Regions from separate parts of the Mus musculus genome. Here region 2 is linked to region 1. The links are chromatin loops, found by intact Hi-C in ENCODE. Cell type or tissue: left cerebral cortex. All regions are shown on one strand. Links, peaks and the distances in the headings refer to the core of each region. The heading gives the core; the rest is flanking DNA.

The links. A loop is a pair of places that touch in the nucleus more often than their neighbours do. Peaks named below come from ENCODE experiments on the same cell type or tissue, not always from the same donor. Only the 100,000 strongest peaks of a DNase experiment are listed, where the experiment ranks them.
Region 2: it touches region 1 in a loop (4-fold over the local background); 7 of 42 quality-filtered maps call a loop at or near these places.

Annotation. Positions count from the first base shown.
Region 1 is chr14:96,511,325-96,524,019 of GRCm38, forward strand. Klhl1 (kelch-like 1) reads right to left here and starts at 7,710. Exons shown (of 11, transcript NM_053105.2): 1 at 6,488-7,710. The coding sequence starts at 6,993. In left cerebral cortex, for the core only: no CTCF peak of the experiment used is centred there; DNase peaks (open chromatin) are centred at 5,943, 6,752, 7,017, 7,207 and 2 more places; H3K4me3 peaks cover 2,186 bases; H3K27ac peaks cover 1,014 bases.
Region 2 is chr14:96,903,327-96,916,021 of GRCm38, forward strand. It overlaps the pseudogene Gm20592. Among named protein-coding and RNA genes, the nearest start is that of Gm33525, 140 kb to the right of the region's middle. In left cerebral cortex, for the core only: a CTCF peak has its summit at 5,654 (motif pointing left); DNase peaks (open chromatin) are centred at 5,565 and 7,230.

The DNA.
Region 1 (12,695 bases), core at 2,770-10,769:
TCTAATAGAAGAGAAAGTGTGAAAGAACCTTGAACTCATTGGCACAGTGGGAAATTTTCTAACCAAACAAGTGAAAGATATGTCTCTCAGAAACAGATCAAATCTCTCAAGAAAGAAATTCTCAGAAAATGGAGAGATCTTTCATGTAAATGGGTTAACATAGTAAAAGTGGCCATCCTACCAAAGGCAATCTACTGATTCAATGCAATCCTCATCAAAATATCAACACAATTCTTCAAAGACATGGAAAGAGCAATTATCAAATTTGTCTGGAAAGAAAAAAATAACAGAATATTAAAAGTAACTCTTAAGAACAAAAGAGTAGACTCCCAAGACTCAAAGGGAGGGAGCTTAGATGAAATGCCCAACAGTAGGAAGAGGGAACTGATAGAGTCCATCTCCAGCAGAAAGACAGGACATCAAGTGTGGGGTGGGGTTTTGATCCCACAGTCACAACACTGACCCATCATTTTTCCTCTCTAAAAGAATTACAGGGATAGAAATGGAGCGAAGGCTGGGGAAAAGAAGGTCCAGCAACAGGTCCAAAGTGGGATCCAGCTCGAGGGGAAGTCCCAGGGACTGACACTATTACCGAGGATATGGAGCACTCATAAAAAAGGCATCTATCATGACTGCCCTCCAAAAGACCCAACAATCAACTGAAAGAGTCAGATGCAGATATTTGCACCCAACCAATGGACAGAAGCAGTTGACCTCTGTTGTTGAATTAGGGAATGGTAAAAGAAGCTGAGGAGTAGTGTGGACCCTGTAGGAGGACCAGCAGCCTCAGTTAATCTGAACCCCAGAGAATTCTCAAACACTGGACCACCAAACAGACAGCATACACCAGCTGATATGAGGCCCCCAACACACTTATAATAGAGGACTTCTAGGTCTGTGTTCATTTAGAGATGATGCTCCTAACCCTCAAGAGACTGGAGGCCCCAGGGAGTTTAGACGTCAGGTGGTGTGGGGGTGGGGGCATCCACCTGGAGACAGGATGGGGTGGAGGGAAGGTATGGGATGTGGAGCTGACAGAGGGTGGATGGCGGGGTGGGGAATGGAATATGGAGAATAAAAAGTTAGTTATTGATACAATTACATTTTTTAAAAGAGAATAAAAGAATAGGTAGGGTGTAGTCTCCCCTCCCCCAGCCTGAAACCTGCTTGCTCAGGGGTGGAGCTTCCTGCTCATTTGTTCTGCCACGCTCACTGCTGGAACCTGCGGAGCCACACACGTTTACCTTTCTACTGGACCAGAGATTATTCGGCGGGAATCGGGTCCCCTCCCACTTCCTTCATAACTAGTGTTGCAACAATAAAATTTGAGCCTTGATCAGAGTAACTGTCTTGGCTACATTTCTTTCTCTCGCCACCTAGCCCCTCTTCTCTTCCAGGTTTCCAAAATGCCTTTCCAGGCTAGAACCCAGGCTGTGGTCTGCTGGCCGGACACAACAGTAGGGTAATCACAATCCCTGGCCTTGAATTCAGAAATCCATCTGCCTCTGCCTCCCAAGTGCTGGGATTAAAGGCATGCACCCCTACTGCTCAGCAATTGTGTGTTTTCTAATACCAATGAAATAAATAACTGCACCAAGATCATAGGGTGTTACAATTATAAATTTACACAGCACCAAGTTTCAGCAATGATCTTTCAATGATCAAGTGTTCTTGGTGCTACTCCATTCGATCATTAAAAATCTTCATTATTCTACAGTTTATAGCAATGCTTTAATGCAGAAGCAAAGAGATATATGAAATCAACACAGCCTTTCCCCTTAGAATTTTCAATTAGAGACACATGGTCAAATCAACACAGATGTTAACATGTGTAATGACCTTCCATACAAATGGACAAGAAAATACCACATAGCTACTCTAAAACACAAAAGAGAGGGTGTTGCTAGAAGATGAAGAATTTCACTGACAATAGTGGAGAGGCATTATTCACAACATCCCGTTAATGAGGAAAACTAAACATGGACATGGTGAACAAAGCACAACTACCAGAGAGGAGAGAGTAAGTGTGTGAGGCCAGGGCACTGCTCATTTGAAACAAAGACTCTGGATGTGACAGTCAGAGGTGAATGGCTATCAGGAGTGTTCTCCAGGTAGCAGATGGGTGGTAAAGCATACCTACCATAAGTAGCTATCTTCTAGGAATTAAAATTCCTAGAAGAAGCAATATCTGAAAGGCTGAAGACAAATTAAAACTTCAATGACTGTGAATAGCTCTAACTGTTGCAGGTCCAGAACCTAATTACACTTTATCTTAGACTATCTACAGACCTCCAAATCACCATTTTTCCCATTTTCTGTCAGACCAAAAACCCTGTGTATAACAGATATAAGACTTTAGACTTTATTCATGTAACTAACCCCTGGTTTTCACCAAACTAAAGTCTAAGAGTCATCAGATAATATCCGATGCCTATAAGTGAGATTTCACTTCCTTGTTACTATCTACTTAGTGTTTCCACCAATGAATTTTAAAAGTACCTTTATGCATCACTTTCTCCATTCAGTTACTGTAAAAACTTCACGAATTGTTTTCACATTGGAGCATGGAACTTGGGGGGTCACATAAATCCATGTTGCTGGGACACAATCACTCATATTTGGCTCCAGAATGAACTATCTCTTACCCTCCTTGAAATTAAGTGAACATGTTATGATCTGGACTGAGATCAGTAATTCTTGGAATTAGTAATTCTGATCCAGTAGAATTCTTTGTGTGTGTGTGTGTGTGTGTGTTTTGGGGGTTGGGGGTGGGTGGGCTGGTGGTGCTGGAATTAGCAGCAGAACAATGAACACGAAATGATGATCATTCTGTAATGTTATCATTTTTACTGACTTCAGTGTTACGAGAGAGTGGATGATATAATGGAAAATGAGGTTTGAGGGTGACCTAATACAGAAGATCATTGAATTGGAAGAAGACATTTATTAGGATGGGAAAAAACATTAGAGGTAGAGAAATGTTGGACAGGAAATAACATTTCTAAAGGAAAAATATCTACCAATGGTGATAAACATGACCTTGGAGTTCTTACTTGCTTACACTAAGGTAAGAGGGGCTCCTGAAATGGAGAAAGAAATAAAATAAAGCAAAAGGAAGAGTAATTAAATTCTGTACATAGTTATATTTACATTTTCATTTCTTCATTCATCCTAAAGGACCGATGGAAAGGTGAATATATGAGACTAGAGATAATGGAATGTGTAGATTTAGAGAGAGAAGTGTGGAATTCTTGTCTATGTCCTTGCTAAAGACATGGAACCAGGTAAATATACTGTTAATAAAGCAGAAAGAACAAACAGGTAAAACATGTTTTTTTTTCCTATTGTCATTTATAAAGCTATGATATATGAACCATACAATGTCATGTACCATATAAATATAAATGTGAGAATAAAGTGTTCTTTTTTTTGCCTTATTACATAGCTGATAGAATTTTGGAAACATATATGAAATGTATGGAATCATATATTTTAAATATGTTTGGACATAAATATATGTAAATTAGTGAGTAGGAAAGAAATGAATCATCAACTTATTTTGTAAAGTATCTTCAAGGATATAATCAAGACATTGGAAGCTTGAGACTTGTTTATCATGGTATAAAGTAGCAGGTATTGAAGAGGGTGAGATGGCACCATTTTGGTAGAAAGTTGGTTTATGTCTGTCAAGGAATCTTTATGTTGCAAGTCCATGAAAATTTGATTTTTCCAGCATTCAAAAATCATGAGTATCTTTCTTCTGAATGTTCTCCACCTGCAGTTTTAAAAAACAGGCTTAACTAACTGAAGATCCATAGTCATGTAAACAGTATTTCTATTTAGTACCAGAGCAAAAGAAAAGAAAAGAAAAGAAAAGAAAAGAAAAGAAAAGAAAAGAAAAGAAAAGAAAAGAAGAAAAGAAAAGAAAAAGGGAAGGCTCACCTTTGCTTTAAGGTTGAGATAATTTTATGCAGTGGAGAGTTGATGAGAAATATGATATATATTCAATTCAATCAAGTTTTTATAGTTTTTAGCATATATATATATATATATATATATATATATGCTGCTTCATCTGAATATCATTCACAACTATGAATAGTACAGAGTTTTCCAACATGTTAGATCTATATTCCAGATTAGATAGGATAAAGTTGTAAGTTGAAATAAAGTTTTTTCTAAGTATTTTACTCTGCAGTTCCTATGGTGCCTGGGCGATGAGCCCTATGCTTATTAGAAATTAAGATATATTGAGAATGACTAATTGCTCCATTTACTGGGTGGTTCTCAATCAGTCATGAACACAGAGTCAATGTTCTGTAAAACTGTAAAAAGACAAAAATATGCCCTCAGAGTAGCTAGAAAGAATGTCACGTTTATCTACATTCCTTAAAAGTTTGGTAAAAATTTAAAAGGAATTGAAGTTTACTTTTAACAGATTCAACATACAAAATTTTGCGGTACTCTGATTCCAACAGTAAAGAGGATGTTGGTTGCTGATTGAATTGTTTTCAGAATTCTTGCCACTTACAACTTCCTGTGATTAAAAGAAATGAGGTATTTCCAAAAGTAATTCTGACAGATAATTCTTAGCTGGGTTCTTGGTTAAAATAGTTTCACATTTTAAACTTGATTATAATCTATTATCTGTTCTCCTTCATTATTTGCCAATTCCAACTTTATTAAAGTTTGTATAGAATGCTGATACCCAAACTACTCATTAAAATTTCATAAGGCAAAGTTTTTTTTTTAAATATAAAAGATAGCTATTCTGAAAGTCTTAGCTAATTCTAGTTGATTTGAAAATTTTACATATATATGTACATATATGGTATGTATTTTCTGAGCTATTTGAGTGTCTGTTATCTTTTAAAAGGAAGAAGATATGAGTTGGGATTCTTTACGCATCCAGGGAGAGTTTTAGTAAAGAATAGGGAGTATATATGATCTAAATATTTGTATTACTCTATGAAATTATTAAAGAGTAAATAAAAAGCTAAAAAAACCCTTCTCAATAGTTGTTCATTTAAAATATACAAGAGAGTAAATATTTTTCAGAAATTCTCTACCCAGTAAGCTTTTCTCTTTCCTCAAAAATCCAGCAAAATTTAAATAGTTAATCATCCTAAGTATCTAGTGACTAGATGAACTCTCAGAGTTTCATGATATTTATGGCATCTGCTTATTCTAATTTTAGTCATCTATTTTAGTTCACTAGATAACAGAAAACTTAGACTTAGGGATCATATGTGGAAAACTTTTGACAAACTTGAAGAATGCAAATTATTTTTTCTTTGATAAAAAATGATCCTACATTATATTAATCATTTTAGTATATATCAATAGAATATTATACAAGGCTCTTATAATTCAAATACAATACTATATGATTAAAAATGTTAAAGATATCTTATACAATCCTGTTCATCAAAGTGATGAAAATTATGGAACATTTTATCATATATATTTTTCCAAACTTAATGTAGTTCATGAAAAAAGATCCAATTAAATAAAAATTTCAAAATTTTTCATTTCTAATTTGTTTATCAGAGGCAATTCAAGATTTTTTTAGGATATTAGCTATGATTATCTAATGTTTCTAGTCTTTTTCTTCTTCTCTAATGTAGTCTGATATCATATGAATCTAAATGCAAATCCTTTCATATCCTCATCATATGCTCAAATGAAAATGATGTATTTAGAATTATAATGACTCAGTATCCTAAAAACTGGGAAGCTGAAGCTTTGCTTGTATTCCAGGGATCCTCTGAATCTTTAGTGTAGCAAAAGTCCACGCAAAGTGTCATGCTTGAAATAAACTGGGAATAAATGTTACTTCAGTATTTTTGTATGCCGAGTTCTGAAAGAAATCACAGTATCTGCCGAGAAATGTCCGTGGAGTTTCATTTTAACACTTAGATGGACAGAGGCAAAAGTGAGCAGAAAGTGGTCCAAGGGATGGTAGTTGTGATAGGGTGACAACCCTTGGGGGGAGGGGACGGAGCTATGACAGTGTTTCGGTACTTATTTCTCACACATAGAGTCCAACCACAGCTATTGGAGACAATCATGCTCAATCAGTCACAGGGAGAGTACATGAAATGCACTTTGATGGTGTTCAAAGCTGACTTCACCCACAGCAGATAATGGAAAAACTTAAAGACTTAAAGCGTGATGGAAGGACACTATCATCTGTGAAATAAGAACCATTCAACTCCAAGGTTCTCCAATGTATTCAATATGCACTCGATAGTTTTAAGTCTAAAAGCTTGTTAAAAGAGTGCATGTTTGAGCCAATGGAAATTAATGAGCAAAGTTTTAATGAGATTGCAACTTGGGTAATTAAAAAAAACAAAACAAAACAGGCTGGCATCTATCTCAGATTTTCATCCTATACAGTTCAAACTTTAGGAGAGAACAGTAGGTGGGCAGGATGACCGGCAATCAGCAACTATTCTGACACCTGCTCAGTGGGAACTTACTGTACCTGTGTCCACATCCTTCACCTGTTGCCTGGATAGAGCTGGCAGGCTCCGCTTGGAGCTCTTTCAGGGCCAATCCTTTGTCCTCTGGTCCAGAAAAGTCCATGCCTGTCACTACCTCCTCCTCTAGGGACTCCACGTAGAAAAGAGTCCTGGCGGGCTGCTGGGTGCCCTGCCCGGGAGCCCCTTGCTGCAGCCTCGTGGCAACTGGTAGTAAGGTGCCATTCAGCGGATTGAAAGGAGAAGATGAAGCAGAAGACGAGGAGGAAGAGGAGGAGGAAGAGGAGGAAGAAGGCTTTTTCCAGAAAGCGCTCACACTGCCCTTTTCCTGGTTTTTGAGCAGCCGACTCTGGCTAGGACCCCAGTGCTCAAAGCTGCCTCCTCCGCTGTCCTGTTGCAGGCAGCTGCCCCCCGCTGGGCTACTGGAGGCCGGCGAGGGATGGCTGAAGAGTTTCCAGCGGAGTCGCAGGATGTGCTTCACATCGAAGTCTTTTCTCCCGGAGCCGGACATGCTTAATGAACCGTGGACCAAGGAACTGCAGCTCACACACCAGTAGCCTGGCGAGCGTACTGGGGTGGCCAGTGGCTTCTGGAGAGAGAGGAGGAGGCAGGATTCACCCGGTGTACACGGAGTGCCAAAGGTGGCTTAAAAGGGGCTGTGCGTCTCACCAGGAGACCACACCGGCACCTTGAGCGCTCTGCAGAGCCTCGCGGCTCAGTCTGGGTCCTTTTGCTGGGATCTGAGCTTTGGGGAAGCTCCGGTCTAGATCGAATGACGTCTTGGGATACCAGGGGCTTAGAATCCACGAGGAGCTTGCGGGGACCCCCGTGGTGACCCCCCCGGAGGAAAGAGAGGCTGGAAATGCAAGAGGAAGGGAGAGAGGTTTGAGCTCTCCTCAGCTCCAGAGGTGGCAGCAGCTGGCTCCGCCACACTGATACACACTCGGTGCCGAGCTGTGGTTTGGAAGCTATTCAGATCTCCTGTCTTCGCAGCTCAGAGTTCCGTGTTTGATGAGTGCAGAGAAAAAGAGCCTCAAGTCGAGAAGTAGTGCACCCCCCAACCCTTAGGCGGGTCTGTGCACCTGCTCCCTGTCCCTGTCCTCTGGGATAATTCCCTGATAGCTTGCCAGGTGTCCGAAGGACAGTCAAATGCTTTCTGAGATGAGAAAAGGGGCGGTTTTATATAGTCAGTTTGTAAAGGAGAAAAATAAATATCCCGGGAAAAAACATAGAGCAGCCAAAGAAAAGCCCGCCCAGGAAAGCTGTCAAGGTCCTCACAGTATGATTTTTCTCTCTGCCTCAGCGCCTCCCCCTCCTCCCCTGTAAGTGACGCAGATGTGCACTGGGGCCTATACTGAGAGATGGAGGGAGGGTGGGAAGACTTCAATCTTCTTTATGCAAGTGAGTCTGCTGCTCTTATTGTCCCCTTGCGTAAGTCTGTCACCTTTTTTCACCCTCCTTCCTCTCTACATTACTGTATAGCAATAAAAGTAAAGCAAACAGGCAAAATGCTTTAGCATCAGTAAACACCAAACATGAATCATGGCAGTGTAAACTTAATAGGCCGCCGCGGTGTGCAGGTTGCAGGTTAATGGCTTGAATTATTTAATAAGCCATATCCTTTAACCTTTAGCCTTCCGTTCTTCTGTATGAGACACAGCAAAAAGCAGAGATGCTGTCATCGAAGGGTGATGATGCCATCGTCCTGGCACTTACATTGTGGCTCTGCTATTAATGCAGCCAGACAGTGCCTCACCTCCGGGGACCAGAGACTCAAGGCAAAAATGTGAAAATGGGCTGGATATAAGCCACAGGCTTGGCAAAATCAGGGTTTGGTGAGAGCTTCATGAGCAAAACAGTTTGGGATACAGAACAAAAATGGACTAAACTAATAACAGAATATTTGAAAGGTAACTTCTCATACATAGTCATGGTATAAATGCACAAGAGAGTGGGAGCAAGAGAATGCTACTGTCCTGCAAATAGATGCCTGCCTGCCAAGGGAAGCTGAGATTTTCTTTCAGAAGGATGAAGGCTATGGCTCCTTTCTTTAAAAATACTTTAAAATATCTTATCTTTTTCTTCACGATCATTTAAAATGGAGCCGGGTAACCTTTGATCAGGGCTAGAGGGTCAGTCAGGAAAGCTGCGAGTTCACTACTCAGGAATACAGCAGTGTCCCTTGTAATTCATTGGCTCAGGAAGGTCCAACAAGGCATTGGGATCAAACACTACACTACACTTAGATTACTATTTTCTTACCCGATGGCTGAGCTACAAGCTTAAATATAAATCAAAGAAAAACTGAAAATATTTCTAGATAGAATTGGACATCTTAATGAAATAAGAAGCTAAGATCACAAAGGCTACACTTTCAAAGAAAGAAAAAATCTCCATTGTGTATCTAAATATTGATTTATACCAGGACAGCTGGACTGAAATCCCTTGTGTTTGGAATTTTCTCTCACTATTCGATGATAAAAACAACCACGACAAAGGCAGAGATCTTTTAAAGTAAACAATGGTGGCAGATCATGTTTATCCAAGAATGTAATCAACTATTTCCCTTAGAGGAAAAAAAAAAAACCAAAAAACTAAAGAACAAAACAAAATTTAAAAAATGAAGCATATTAAACTAAATGTTACAAATAGCCTAGAAACTTCCCTTATATCAGAAATACTGCAGAAATTTGAATTTCGTTCAATTAATTGGTTTCTGTATAAACTCCTACCTCATGGATTTTCTAACTTGATTTTTGAAATCAAATTATGTAGGAAAGGCTACTTTTTCTGGATTTTCTTCATTACATGATACTTAATGTCAAAACACACTAGAATATAAAATTTATTTGTCTTAACATCAAATTCAATTTTATATTCCCACTTTTCTCTAAAATTCTAGTTCTGGTTTCCATAGCTTAAATTTTATCCCTTTATAAATTAATGTCTTATATGACTCAAATATTATATAAGATTGAAATTTATATATATGAAGAAAAATTTAGAATGTTACATACATATATATGTGATTATTATATGCCATTTTTTGTCAGTCAAACAAATATGGGAGGCCTATAGTAGTGTTAATCTTGAAGCAATGTCTCCACTTATTATTAATATAATTAGTTTAATGGTTATCATTCTATCTGAATATATTAAATGTTTGAAATAATTACTCTTACAAAGAATATATTAACAAATTCAAATATTAGAAATTACAAAACAATTTTTTCAAGAAATCAAGTCAACTTGGAATGATTGACAAATATTGCCGAGGACTGTACAGCCATGGACATCACAGGAACATTGAAAACTGTAATTTTAAACAGAGTCACAAAACTGTGGCTTTTTTTACTTATATATTGTTTAGGTAGCGATTAGAAGTGACATAGCAAGCAAAGCTTGAGCAGTCTTTTCAACCCCCTTAACTGAGATCTTCTATACATTCCTGCCATTGTGGCTTCTTTTTGTCCCTAGAAGAATTCTTCTTAAGCTGTGTCCCATTCTTAAAGTTTCTCCAGGCCAAAAAGAGTGACTTACACCCTAGCTAAGAGTTTATGCTTGAGAAAGAAGCTTCAAACCATCTGGATACATCTGAAATAATTACCATCAAAGAAAACATATATAAATATCATTAATATGAATTATCAAATCTGAAGATTGGGCATTACAAAATAAAGACTTATGAAATCCGGTTACACTAAAATGATTTGCAAACATGGCGATTTTATTTTTATTTCATGAACTTATGAAAAATGAAGCAAAATAGAAAAGAAGCAAAGGAAAGAAGGAAGGAGAAAGGGAGGAAGGGAAGGAAGGAAGGAGGGAGGGAGAGAAGGAGGGGAGAAGGAAGGAAGGAAGGAAGGAAGGAAGGAAGGAAGGAAGGAAGGAAGGAAGGAAGGAAGGAAGGAAGGAAGGAAGGGAAGGAAAGGACTTAGGGAAAGTTTGTGGAGGGAATGGAGGAAAAAGAAGAATTAAGAATTTGCTTATATTCATGGATCATTTTTCATAAATAAAACCTTTCAACAATATCTTGTTAAACATTTAACTGATTATTTATCCACTGTTCAAATTTAAATTACCACATACCAGGTCCATTGACAATGGCAATGACGATAAAAGAACTGGGCTCCTTGCAGCCTGTTGTTGAGAGTATTCACACAGTTGGGAGTGTTCACACAGGAAAATTGTTCAGTTTATCCTAATTTCTAATAGACTTGTAAGCCACATGAACTAAGGTTTAAGACAAGCAATCTTCCAAAAGGGGAGAGAAAGACAGAGAGAGAGAGAGAGAGAGAGAGAGAGAGAGAGAGAGAGAGAGACAGAGACAGAGACAGAGACAGAGACAGAGACAGAGACAGAGAGACAGAGACAGAGACAGAGACAGAGACAGAGACAGACAGAGAGAGAGAGAGAGAGAGAGAGAGAGAGAGAGAGAGAGAGAGAGAGGCGCAGTGGTGGCTCATGCCTTTAATCCCAGCACTTGGGAGGCAATGGCAAGTGGATTTCTGACTTTGAGGCCAGTCTGGTTTACAGAGTGATTTCCAGGACAGGGCTACAGAGAGAAACCTCGTCTCAAAACAAACAAACAAACAAACAAATAAACAAACAAAGCAATCTTACAGAGAACACTAATACACTAATACAGTGCCAACAATAACACTACAGATTATTTTAAAAACAAAAGGGATCCATATATTCAAACACTATTGGTGACTTAAGTTGAATTTCTCTCAGTCCGTCGAGGTCTTTAAATGAATTGCCATAGTTGTTACATAATTCTACCCAAAATGCAGAGAAAATATTACCAATATTCACAGCATTCAGATGTTTAATTCAGACAATAATTAAATCCAACCCTGATGCTAAATACAACATCTAAAAAGTTCTACAAATCCAATATTTATGTAGTTAGAAAATTTGGATTTCGATCCACTTCTGTGCTTTCTAATTATTTTCAGAATGAAATCAGTAAAATAATGCATATGTGAGCATAGCGAGTCTGATTCTCCTAGATATTTTAGATAGCCATTCTACAGCATCTATAAAGTTGTTCATAAACAATAATACGCAAGAGTAACATTTTAACAAGTGCTGACATTTTAAAGTTCTTTTCTGTGTGTTTGTTGGTATTGTTTTGTTTCACTGATTTTTTTGGGACAGGGTTCCAGTGTGTAACGCTGGCTGTCCTGGAACTCATGCCATAGACCAGGCTGGCCTTTGACTCACTGAAATCTCTCTGACACTGCCTCCCGCCCAAGAGCTGGGATTAAAGGTGTGTGTACTACTGTTCCACTAAAGTTCTTATTTTCAGAAGGACTTACAGTTTCCGTTTTAATTAATTTTAACAGAACTGATGTATTGAAAAAAAACAGATTATTCCAGTTAGTAAATAGCACATAACATAAACATTCAAAATTCAAGTTGTTTATATTAAACCACGATAATATTGTAATATACCTTCTCAAAAATATTTGCAGGAGTATTACATAGCAGTAATCTTTAATTATTCTACATGTAATGTCAAATGTTAAAACAAATAACCATCATGTTAGACTATAATCCACATCTATTAAACTTCATCGTTGTATCAGTGTGGTTTAGAGTTAAGCAGCAATTAAGTGACTTGTTAAACACTTGTGGGTGGTACTTATTCCTCAGGGGCCATTTGCATATACACTACCTCTGGTTGACTTGACCTTTTGATTCATAGCTCCTCATGTAAATTAGCAAATTAATTGCATAGATGCATGAATTCATAGTAACATTTAAAGACACCTTCATATAAAACCCTGGGACTTTTGTGACTTTATTTCCATGACCCTGTGGAGAAGATTTCATTCATCATTTTCAGGTTTTTTTTTTATTGGCCTTCATCTGGTTGATCTCATGTTTAGTGAATTTGACTCATGCAAATATTACATTTCATATGAACATAGTTCTAGAAGAAAAGCTAAAATATTGGGATATTTTATGTAAATATGCAGACACAATAAATTATTTTAAAAGTATTTCATTTCTAAGAAAAATTTCACAGTGTATACAAAGATTTGCTTGTCCCAACTTATAATATACTCAAGTCAAATAATTGAACAAACTTTACTTTTTTGAGCTAATAAAGTTATGTTATTATTATGCATGATATACTTAAATTTATCTGTAGGACTGATAAAATTCTATGAAGCATAAATCATTATATTTAAATATTATGGT
Region 2 (12,695 bases), core at 1,442-9,441, 390 kb after region 1:
TTGCTTGGCAAGGGCAGAGAAGTGTGTAAAGTGTTCAGCGTGAGCAAGTCTGAAGAAAAGGTATTTCAATCAGAAGGAGAAAAGAGACATGCATCATGCTTGGCCATCCTTCAAAATCATTGATTTTTATGAATTTCTGATTATAACCATCAGAGATAAATCTATGGATAATCTTTTTTAACCAATAAGGAATAATTAAGAAAATTACTCTAGAAGATTTATCTAAAAGCCACGAATTCTACATGGTAATCAGGCACAGTGTTCATAAATCCAATATGATCAGAATGGCCAAATACTTATATTTTCATAAATGTTTAACTCTTCTTTTGTGGTATCATTCATTCTCCTTCATTGTCATATTAAAAACATTGAACTTTTATTTCATGTTCACCATGTACGGGTATCATAAGTTGTGCTCACTTCTAGAAAATTATAGTGTGAAATGGGAAATGACAATTAAATAAGTAGTTATGTTGCAAAACATTACATAATTAGAATTATTTAAGACAGAAGGTACTTTCAATAGCACAAGGTTTTAACATCTAGGTTTAGAAACGAATCATCCATGAATTTTGAGAGAAATAGCCAATAAAAATATTATAAATGGTTTGTACAAGTTCAGATGTGTCCCTGATCCCCCAAAAAAAAAAAACAAAACAAAAAACAAAAATAGAAAGTTCTTAGAGTTGTGATCACTAGTGGTGAAGGGAATTACTTAGTTGTTTCCTCTTGCGCACACCAGACTGGCCAGCAGTAACGACGCTGCAACAGGATCCTTCTGCACACGTTTATTGGGAGAGCTTGATTGCAGAGGCGAAGAGACCCCCAAGCCCAGAACTGGTGCTGCTTCTATAGGCTTAGGAGAAGCGTGTCTCACACCCGGATTGGTTATGCACTAAGCCTCATTTGCATGTTCCTCATCTGATTGGCTACCCTCTCTCTCTCTGTACCTCATAGAGCCTCATTATCATACCTAGTTTGTATGTCTCACATCTGATTGGTTATACTCCCAAAGCCTCATTATCATGCCCGGGCTAGGCAGTGTCTTTGCAAAAAACTTTACTGCATATGTACACATTGGTTGTTTGTCCAAACTTATGCGTGGTGGCCAGCAGTAGTCAGTGCCACTCTGCAACGGCACATGTGGCTTCCCACAGTTTCCTCTGTCTAGGTGTCAGAATACACAAAGATTACAGTTTCTTAAAATTTCAGGAATAAGCAAAAACTGTAAAAAGTGCAGTGTGGAATTCAGAGATGGCTGGTGTCTCTTGTTCCCATGAGGTGTGTCTTAATTAAGATTACTACTGCTGTGATGAAACACCATGAACAAACAAGTTGGGAAGGAAAGGGTTTATTAAGCTCATGTTTCTATAACACTGTTCATTATCCAAGGAAGTCAGGATGGGAACTTTAACAAATCAGGAACCTTTAGGTGCAGCTGATCAGGTGTCATAGAGGGATATTGCCATATTTTTCCCATGGTTTGTTCAGCCTGCATTCTTATAGAACCCAGAACAACCAACCCTGAAAAACACTACCCATAATTGGCTGGGCTTTTCTTCATCAATCACTAATTAAGAAAATACCTCACAGCTGGATTTTGTGAGAGAATTTTATCAACTGGGTATCCTTTCTCTCAGAAAACTTTAGCTTGCACGAAGTCGACCTAAAACTTTTAAAAGTGAGCACTTCATCTACTGTCTATTGTTGCCAAAATGTGTCCATAGGCATCGAGTCATGGTGTATTTCAGAAATCTGCTGGTATAATTCATAGGTCCTACTTGAAGTGAGAAGGAGCAAAAACAAAAGGCTAAAAACATTGTGACACATGTTTAAATCTTTGATTCCCATCAACAGTTTTTAAGGTTTCAAAATTTTGTTTCAGTCACTGTAGAATACTGAGAAATCAACCTCCATACCCCATTCTCCAAGACTGCAGATATTATCAAAAACATAAAAACAAAATAGAGGAAAATCAAGAGAGAATATTTAGATGGGAAAAAATGACACAGGATAGTTCGTGACAGTCATTGTGCAAATACATAGAGCTTAAGAGTTTGAAAATATCCTAAAAACCTGTGTTTTGCTCAATGGTCCTGTTCCTATGGTCATTACACTTGCAACATTTTCTGTCTCTTGTATTCTCAGGTTGTTTGGAGTGCTTGGGGTTAAGATTTCTGATTCTCATACCCAATCTGCCAACACATATCTGGTATGAACATTTCTTATGGGGAACATTTTACAAGTTATTTCAAAATATGAAAGGTCCAGCATCCTAAGTATTTATTAGAGATACTATGAAATTCATACATTATCCAGTGTGTTTCACACTAGCAAAAATTTAGATTTTTAACAGGCATTTGGCTGGATAATTTAAAATGCATCTGTAATGTATGTGTGTGTGTGCTTGTGTGTTTGTGTATATATATATTGATATTCATATTCATATACAAACACACACATAGAGATAAAGATAGAAATAGAGATAGGAAAAGAGATAGAGAGGGGGATAGAGATAGGAAGACAGAGAGAAAGAGAAAGAGACAGAGAGACAGAGATAGATAAATATGGATGATATAGATATGTTAAGCTGAGGTCTCCTGTAGCCCACTCTGGCTCAGAATTTTTTGATCTTTCTGATGTTATTTTCCAAATTCTAGGATTATAGACTTCCACAAATGAAAGCGATTTGAGTCAGTACAGAACACACAGAGACACCAAAATCTCAGCACAAAAGATATTTGTAACCCCAGAATGACAAACAGGGGTGGTGAAGAGGTTGCCTCCAGATTGGACAAAGGTAGGAGGAGGAGGACAAGGGGGAGTCTGTGCTAGGATGAGTTGCTGCATCCTGATTTGACAGGTTAGCCAGGGTAGTCAAATAATGAAATTTGATTGCTGGACCTTGACAGGAATGAGTGAAGAGCCCAATAAAGGGATAGACCTTGGGGGTTAGCTTTAGGAATGCAATCTAAAGGCTTAGCAAAGGAGAAGGGAGGGAGCAAAGTAAAGACTTCTGGTGCTGTGTTTGCCATGTTTGGGCCTCTTAAGGAGCCCTTTGAGCACCATGCCTTGTTTAGGAGAAATTGTTAAACCATTAAGCATTTTCAAAGTATATTTAATGAACAAGATAGACAATTTTCTTATTTTAATATACAATTTTGTATCACTTCAGGGAAAACAGACCTGCTTTATGTATGTACAATGTATGTACACTTGCTGTAATATATATATTACAGCATATATAGTGTGTGTGTATGTATGTGTATATATATATGATTTTAGAGTCTTATACTTTGAGTATATGCCAAATGACCTGTCTCCCATTTTGGATACAGGAAGAAAATCACTCGAGGTGTAGACAAAAATGACCCATATCAATATCATTATGTACTATTACAGATTCAGGTACAAGGTAGCTTCTTCAATCCTTCAAGAAAAAAAATTCAACTCTTAGGCTCTCATCAGACAGTGGAATGTTGGTGGCAACCACAGAACTGGGAAGTGGCCATTTCTTACATAATGCTTATCCCTCACAGCCATGTCTGCCGCAAACGTTGACTTACCTGTGGTCAAATCCACGACTACAAATTGATCTGATTATGAATGTTCACCTTGAACTTTAATGTCTGAAGGTTAAAACTAAATTTCTGTGCACGAACCTTGAGATTACTGAGCCAGGCGTGTACAAATGACTGAACTCCAGGTGAGGCCTGCCCTTCAAGATGGGCTTCATTGAATCAGAGCTTCTACCACTGCCATTTCTGCTGCACAGCAGCCTGGGACAACACAGCCATCATCAATAGCATCATGAGAACCCGTGGGCCATGATCATTGTATTTTTAATGTAATTATTTTTTTATGCATGTTGCATCCCCATATCAATCCTATATCACCTCCTCGTCTCCTCTCAGTGCCCCCCCACACACACCACACACACACACACAGAATTGTGCTTTTGATTTGGGTCAGTGCTTTTATCGTCCCTTGAGCAGTAAGGGGACCAAATGTGTGTTTGGCTTAGAGCTGAGCTAGGATACCTTCTTCTTCAAGGGCATCTAAGGAAAGAGGTTAATCTCTTTTTAATTAGCAATTGAAAATCCTTTATCTGAATCGCCACAGACTTTTTCTTTCAGAGTTCTTTATTTTTTACTTAATCTTCAATGAATTTCCTTTTACCCTTTATTTGATTTTCCTCTATTTTTCATTCTTTTTTTATAAAGAAAGAGACAGAACTTAAATTTACATCCGTTTGCTCATATTCTAAGGACACATTGCATGTGCAGATGTAGGAGTGCTCTACTCCTTCCTCTGTATCAGGATACCAGGCAGCATGATCCAAAACAAAAACATGAAGCTATTGATTATACTGTATCCTTTGACATGAAAATATAGGGGCACATTTTTTTTTCTGGCTTTCTTGTATTTTTAGACTTTTAGGAAAAAAGCAGTAATATTACATTTCACAACTTTTATAATAATTGCTAACTGGTATGTGTGAATATTTTATCAAAACTCAAAATTTAGTGTTAAGAGCCTTGAAGAGCTAAGCCTGTGCTCTCAGTCAACAAGGAGTGTATTGCATTCAGCATTACGTTGTGAGATACAATCCTCCCAGGTACATGTGATTGTCCCTAAGAGGTTTTTATGAACAATGCATGAGAGCTATTGTGGTTTTAAACAGTTAATATATTTATATTCCAGATCAACAGTCAATGGTGTACATTTAGTTCAATGATTGATGGTTTGAAATGACCGTGAGGTATTACTTCACGACGCAATCCTTTTGTTATCTTGGAAAAATCCAAATGTGGTGATGGAAAAGTAAAGGAGAATTAAGCAACAGGGTGGATGCTGCCAAGAAAACATATTTCAAATTCTCCATCAAAATCCATAAGACAAAATGTTAACTCCATCAAGGCCCTTCTCTTGATTTTTAGATGATGTTAGTCCTGAAATTTGCATGTCTTTGCTAAGCTAGCACAGTAAGAATAAATATTTGAAAAGTACTATTATATTTTAATATGCATTGACTCAGCATTTTCATTATAAGTATAGGATAATTAGTACTATATATAATTAGTATAATTAACTTGCTTTGAAATTTGAATTGAAATATAAATTGGTATATACTTCAATCACTGTTTACATTAATAAATTTTATACACAAATGAAAAAAAACCCTTTGGAGAAGTTCAAATTTTATATTATAAAAGTTTGGGTAAGACAGAAAACACACATTTCAGAGATAGTGAGAAACTTTTATACCCTTAGTAACTTTTGTATCTCAATAACATCAGTCTTAAATTTAGGAAAAAAAAAAGGCGTAACGCAACTCAGAAGATATTTTCTAGTGTTTTTATTCGTTTTTGGAGATTTTCAAAAAATACTTTCGATGGTGCATTTTTCCCTTCTCCATCTCCTCCCTGGCTCCCAAACTCTACATTTATCTTAAAGCCCACTACATACACACCCACCCCAAACCCTACCCCACACCTCCATTCCTACCTAACTTAACATGACAAAGAATATTTTTTAATGTTTGGATTTGAAAGAAAGCCCAAAAGGTAGCAAAAGTTGAAATAAATTCATGCCCAGGCTGGTGCAGCTGGCTGATAATATTAGTTAATCGTCTACCACCATCTGGTGGTTATATCTGGTATGACATAATAAAGTACTGTCATTAGTTTAATCACATTTCAATTTCTAAACAAGCTTAAGTAGATCATTTGACATGGCTATTAAAAATAAAAAAAAACCACTCATAAATAGAAATGATTTCTTGTTTTCACTTTAAGAAAAGTATTCGAAAGCTTTAAGTATTTTGTTCAATTTACAGTATATTAGATAATTGTATTCTAATTATCCAAACATATTAACCCAATAAACTATCCTTAATGATTCAGATAATGCATGGGTGAATCCATATATTTTGATAAGCTTCCAATTAAAGCAAAAATCTGCACACTTACAAGTAAGTCAATTAACTTTGGGTTTCATTTTTTAAAAAATTACTACAATGGGTTAATAACTAAATAAGTATTCTCTCTGATGAATTTTAATATCAAGAAAACATTGCCTCTAAATATTTATTAACCGTTTGTGGTGTGATATACGTTGTGTCAACTAAATAATTAACATTAGCTTGAGAACATGAGTTTAGCATTTCATGATCTCATGTTTTGCAGTTCTGAGATAACATATTCAAGCAAGGATTATGACATTATCAGTTGGCAAACTCATAAATAATCATTTCTTTCCTAATATTAAACGTTCTTCTGTCTTTGTTTCTATCCTTTGGCCTCCCAAGATGCATACTGATTCATGAAAACAGTGATGTGTGAGTAATAAGGGGAAAGTCAGGGAGAGAACGGCAGTCGTTTTCTCTCTTGCTGTGCTCTGAGAGTTTATTTTATTATCTACAAGTATGAAATGATGGGCTGCAGAGATATTCTTCATGGAGACACTGATAACACTGAAAGTTTCTGAATGCATGATGAGTGAAACTTAATTTAAAATTAATGTGTGACGTATGTGATATGCTTCTGTAAGTTTTGCCATATTGCTTCAGGTGACAATCTCGCTGAAGTGTGTGAGCACTCAACCTGAGCATGGGACCTGCCAACACACGAGACAGCCCCGATGTAAGTGTTGAAAACAGGTTTAAGAATATTGGATATTAGAAATTACAGCATGATTATTATACATGCAAACTATTGTCCTCTGTTAGAAACATAAAAGTTTAATCATGAAAAGCAAAGGTTTCCAATTTGTCAATTTTCATGCATTCATATACATATATATTCATATATATGAATTTATAAATATATTAATATATACATTGTAAATATACATATATGTGTACATATATGAATGTAGGAAATATATATATATTTGTTTTTCATTATTATATCTTACAACTGTATTTTGTTATGTTTGATATTTCCAATTTTTAAAATTGCTGATTTGAGTCTCATCAAGATTTCCAATAATTTATACCATGTTTCTGCGTGTACATAGGCATGTACATGTTTACACAAATATGTATATGTAGACATATGCAATGTAAGACAGAAATAAAGTTTAATATCATTTCATAGAAGCCTTCCAATTTGATGTTTGTGACAGTCCACTTCTGGGATGTAGGTGTTCTAACTGGATTACACAGACTGGACAGCAATACCCAAGAATATGCCTGTCTCCGACACCCCAGTGCTGGGACTAGGAACATATGTCCTGGCCATGCTGTTTGTATTGATGTTGGGGATTAGACGGAGATCCTCATGTTTTTACAGCCAATACTTTACCAACTGAACCATCTCCACACCCAAACTTTCCAAGTATTTCTGAAATAGTCCTACATGTCAGTTTTTCAGTATTAATGATTACAGTGTTAAAATGATAATCAATTCTAAAGAATATTGTTGACATTCTATATTCCATGATACCAAATATATACCCAATATTGAAGTCTTTATTTGAAAATTAAGGAAATAAAGCTAGCTTATAAGTAGACAAAATTGCTTTCATCTTAACAAGCCATAAAATTAAATGTAACAAGGATTATTTTAAATTAAACATCTTTCTCTGTAATATTATTTTATGTATTTTATTTATACACATTTCATATACATATACATATTTATGTTATATACAAATGTGTCAAGTTGTAATGGCTATTCTTAATTGTCAACTTGACTACATCTGTAATTAAATAAAACCTCAAACTAGAGGGCAAACCTGGACGTTACATTGTTAGTCAGCCTTTGCTGGATTTTCTCTACCACAGCATGTAAGTCATTATAATAAATCATAAATAAACCTCATAGGTAGATAGATAGATAGATAGATAGATAGATAGATAGATAGATAGATAGATAGATAGATAGGAGAATTCTGACTAACTTATACAACAGTTTCTCTGGTGAAAAAGAGAGCCCAGATAAGCTTATACCACACACTGAATTTCATCCCTGGAGCATTATTCACACATTATTGTTATTAGGTAATCTATGTCTACAAATATTGCATACCTTATTTAATTTGTATTTATGCAACTAGATGTTTTGTCTTCATGTATGTCTGTGTAACACAGGCTTACAGTCCCTGAACAGGCCAGAAGAAGTTGTCAAATGCCCTACAAGTAGAGTTATAGGCACTTTTGAGCCTCTAAATTGGTGTTGGTAATTGAAAATATGTCCCTTGTCTATCTACCTTGTCAACTGCAAGAGTGGTGTGTACTCTAAACTCTTGAGCCACTCTTCATCCTGAAATAATATCTTATATGCAAACTTAAAATCATTCACAGATTCTCCTATTCCATTTTCCCTTTACTTCATCCAATGTTTTTTTGTAAAAACATTTATTTGCCACTCTGCTGCTCTTTTTCTTCCTAATACTTTACAATTTTTCTGATAGCATATTTTCCTGCTTGTACTAAGTTTCCTTAGAACACATCCATTTCATGCTCCTTGAAAGACATTTCACAGGTACACACTAATGTATCTGAAATATCAGGACTATGAAGAAAGTTGAGCTCAAGGGTCAAAATGGCAATAGTCGTTTACACTCAGCGAGAGAGTCACTCTGAGAGCAGTATTAGTGGAAGACAGTGACACTCACTGACTAAGTGATGCTGTAATCAACAGGACTCAAGAGAGTATGCAACCTAAGCAACTTGATGGAAATATATGCTACAGTTCAACTGTATAAAAGTCCTATGACTTTTCCATAATATAAGAAAACAAGGTAGAAAAAGCATGCTTATTAAGACAAAAAAATACAAATCATTTTCTATTCATTTTCCTTAGAATTCTTTGAATGTATTTCTGACAATATTTTATGCTCAGATATTGTGCTGGTCACACCATTATCAAGGTGAACTATAGAAGAAAGAGTTGTGTTAGGCTATTGTTTCAATGCGTTAAGGCTTTTGATGGCGGAGCTGGGATAGCCAACAGAAAACGACATGATGGCTTCCCGAGCAGGTGAGAGACCATATCTTGAACCCCAGGTACAAAGCTGAGGAACCTAGAAATAGTGTAAGTCTTTGCACCCAATAACACTCTTCCTTCAGGAAGGCTACACCTCTCAAACTATTGACTCGGTGTTCAAAGGCCTGCGGCTGTGACAAATATTTCATTTTAAACATCACAAAAATGTAGGACTTCCCATTAATTACTCATTGAATAAGGAGCCACTGTTTTCTAAATTTAATTTCATTTATCCATATAAGAAAAAACTTTATTTAAACATTGGAAGCACAATTGCTGTGATAATTATTTTGTGAATCTTATGCCAATGAAGACAAATACATTAGCTGCAATTATGATTTCTAATGCTAAGAAATTCATCAAATAATAGTTAAGCAGATAACATCATTTAATTCTCATAACCCGTAGCTCACTCTGATGGAATCTAGGTGTCAAGGTGAGTAATGCAGTCAGTGAAAGGCATATTAGGTGTCCAGACACTCCCTTCTCTAGCTACTCCAGTAAATAGTGGCCCACAACCTTGGGAATGCCTTAGAGCACATTTTTTCAGGTCTCATTGTGGCCATGGATCAGACTATTCTTTAAACTGCTCAGCCTGCAGAACAATCACGAAATGTTTGGGACTCTTAATTAACATCGATCTGAGAATTGAACTAGATTCCCTCTGATAAAGAAACTGAATTGCTAATCGCTATATATCTAGGGCTGAATGCAATGAGTTCAATCCTGCTTAGTTATTTTCAACTTTATATTCAAAGATAAACCGACTTGATGTATGAATCCTGAAGGGGAGGAGAAACATTGCTCTCTATAAAAGCTGCAAACAGTAAGATGGCCACTAAACAGTGAAACCAATGTCAAACGCATCCATGATCTGCCTGAGCGTCTGTAGGACTGTATATAATATTGTTTTCTCCCTTTGACTTCCCCGGGCTTTACAGAGCTTTGCCAGAAAGTTGTGTTACAAGCAGACAAACAGAAGATCTTTGACATAATTTGAACTCTTTTCACATATGCAAGTTGATCACAGGTCAGTTGTGGGCAGGTACTTGGATTGTATTTGGTACTTCCACATACTAAAGCAATGAACATTATTGTTATTGCAGGTAAACTTTTCTGATGTAAATAAAAATGTTTAAATTAAATGTTGCAAAGAAGCTTGTGTGTTTAAAATTAAAGCTTGCTAAGGAAATATGTTAAAGCAAAGGCATTCTAACTGCAACAACTTTGAGGAAACCTAACAAAAGCTAGTCATAATAATTAATGCAAAGCTAAATGTTTTTGTTGTAGATGTAGATTGTTGTCATGAGGCAACACTAAACATTTAGAAATAGATGATAAAAATACAGAAAATGTTAACTGAGGACTGTTTTAAATTCTGCAAAAAAAAAAGGCTAACTAAATTTTAATTTTTTCTGCTTTTACTACTTACTCACATTTTTTTTGTGATAAACATCTGCTAGCTATAAAGTTGGACACTTTTACAAAGATTATATGGGATATCCAGACTCACGAATCCAGCTGAAGACTTCTGTTCTACCATTGACCAAGCCTATAACCAGAAATCTAAGTAAAACTCTGCCTTTAGGCTACTAGTATTTCATCAGAGCCTGTGTAGTCTTCTCCCAACATTCACTTATTCCCTATATCCTCTGGTTGTTATATCTTGGCTCACAACTACAAAGGAAGACCCCTGATTTCTCAGAGGCCACCCAGATCCTCAGACCAAACTGCACCCACAGACCACCAACACTTCCTCAGAGCCTGTCTAGCCTTATCCTACATCTACTAGTCTCCTTACCATCTTATCCTGGCCCACAACACCACAACCTACTATAGCTAGGGCAAGCTACAGCAAACTCTGAATGTTCCAACACAGCAAAAGTGCAAAAGTGACTATAAAGGTGATAGAGGTTTTGAAAAAGGAAAATATTTAAATCCCTTAATGAAATCCAGGAACATAAACAATTGGAGGAAATGAATAAATAATGCAGACCTATACACACACACACACACACAAACAGGAAAATGCAAACAATGATGGGAAATTAATAAAGACAAAGAAAGCCAAGAAAAAATGAATGCATGAAAGAAATGACTAAACCTGTCCAAAATATGAAAAATAAAATAAGCAATAAATAAAACACAAACAGAGGGAATCATGGCAATGGAAAAATCTAGGTAAGCAACCAGGAACTTCATACATCATCATCACCAACAGAATATAGGAGATGGGAGGGATAATCTAAGGCATAGAATATCCAGTGGAAGAAATGGATACAACAACGTCCAAAGAAAATGTCAACCTAAAATTTCCTGGCACAAAATATCTGGAACCTCAAAAACAAAAAACAAAAAAACAAAACAAACAAACAAACAAAAAACAACCTAAGGAAAACAGAGAAAGAAGAAGGAGGATCATGCCAGGTCAAAGGCCAAGAAAATATTTTTAATTAAGTCATAGACGGAAATTTTCCTAATGCAAAGAAGGACTTGTCAATAAAAGTAGAAGAAGCTTACAGAACACCAAATAGATTGGACCAGGAAAAAAAGTACCCTCACCATATAATAATTAAAGCACTAAAATACACAACCAATAAAGAATACTAAAAGCTGTAAATAAAAAAGGCCAAATACAGTACATGTATTCAGGGCTTGCTGTAATTGTATAGCTTGGCTCTGAGGGTAACATATTGTTGACTATGTTCTTAAACTGGCCTCTCAGCATCTATTTGAGGTAATTATAGTTTAGGTGCTAATTTTTGAGTTTTTCTGTGTTGGATGGATGCTTTTCCCTTGGTTTCTAATACTGTTTTGTTCTAGTCTCAGTGGCCTTTGGTCCTTGTGACCATTGAGTCCTCTGGTCTTGCACGATTTCTCTGCTAAGGTTTTTTTAGTGGCCGGTGTGACCTATGAGGCTTTGGGTACAGACATTACCTTTATAGGTCTGGAGTTCAGGGATCTGGTGCAGTTTCTGGGGTTCTGGGTATGTCCCTGGCCTCTGATAGAGCAGGAGGCTTCTGGGGATCCAGGTATCAGCATAGGTTCAAGTGAAGCAGGGGGCTTCTGTCAGAATTGTGAACTGGGATCTTGAGATAAGGGAAAGCAGTATTGCTGAGGAAGCTGGAAAGGCTCTGAGCAAGCAGTGGATGTCTGCAGGATGGATCTTAGCTGTAACTCCAGATAGAGGAGTTGCTTCCAGTAGAGAAATGCACTTCTTACAGATGTTTGTGTTGCGATATGGAGACAGGGGAATGGAGTGTTTTTGGGGAAACTGGGCAGGCTCTAAGTGTTGGTAGACTGTGGTCTTACCTGGGGTTCTTGGTACAGTGGGCATCCTTTGGAGTTGTGGGCTGGGATAAGCTTTGTGAATCAATGAACACTATGAGTGGAAGTATCATCATTTTGATGGAAAATCAGCAGCAGGTTTTTCTATTGTTTTTTTGTTTGTTTGTTTTAAATTTTCATCTCTCATATCATGGATTTTTCCTTTAATGTGGGTAAGAATTAATATAAATTAATAGTCAATCATTAACCAGCTTTCTGCCTCCTATCTAATCAATCAATTCTCATGTGCTGAAGAACGGACCCAATCATGTTTGCAACCTATGCTACTCTGGAAAAAAAAGCAACCAGTCAATAAATAATAATTTTACTTTTAAAAAATGTATTCGTATGATTTGGATCAAACCAAGAACATTT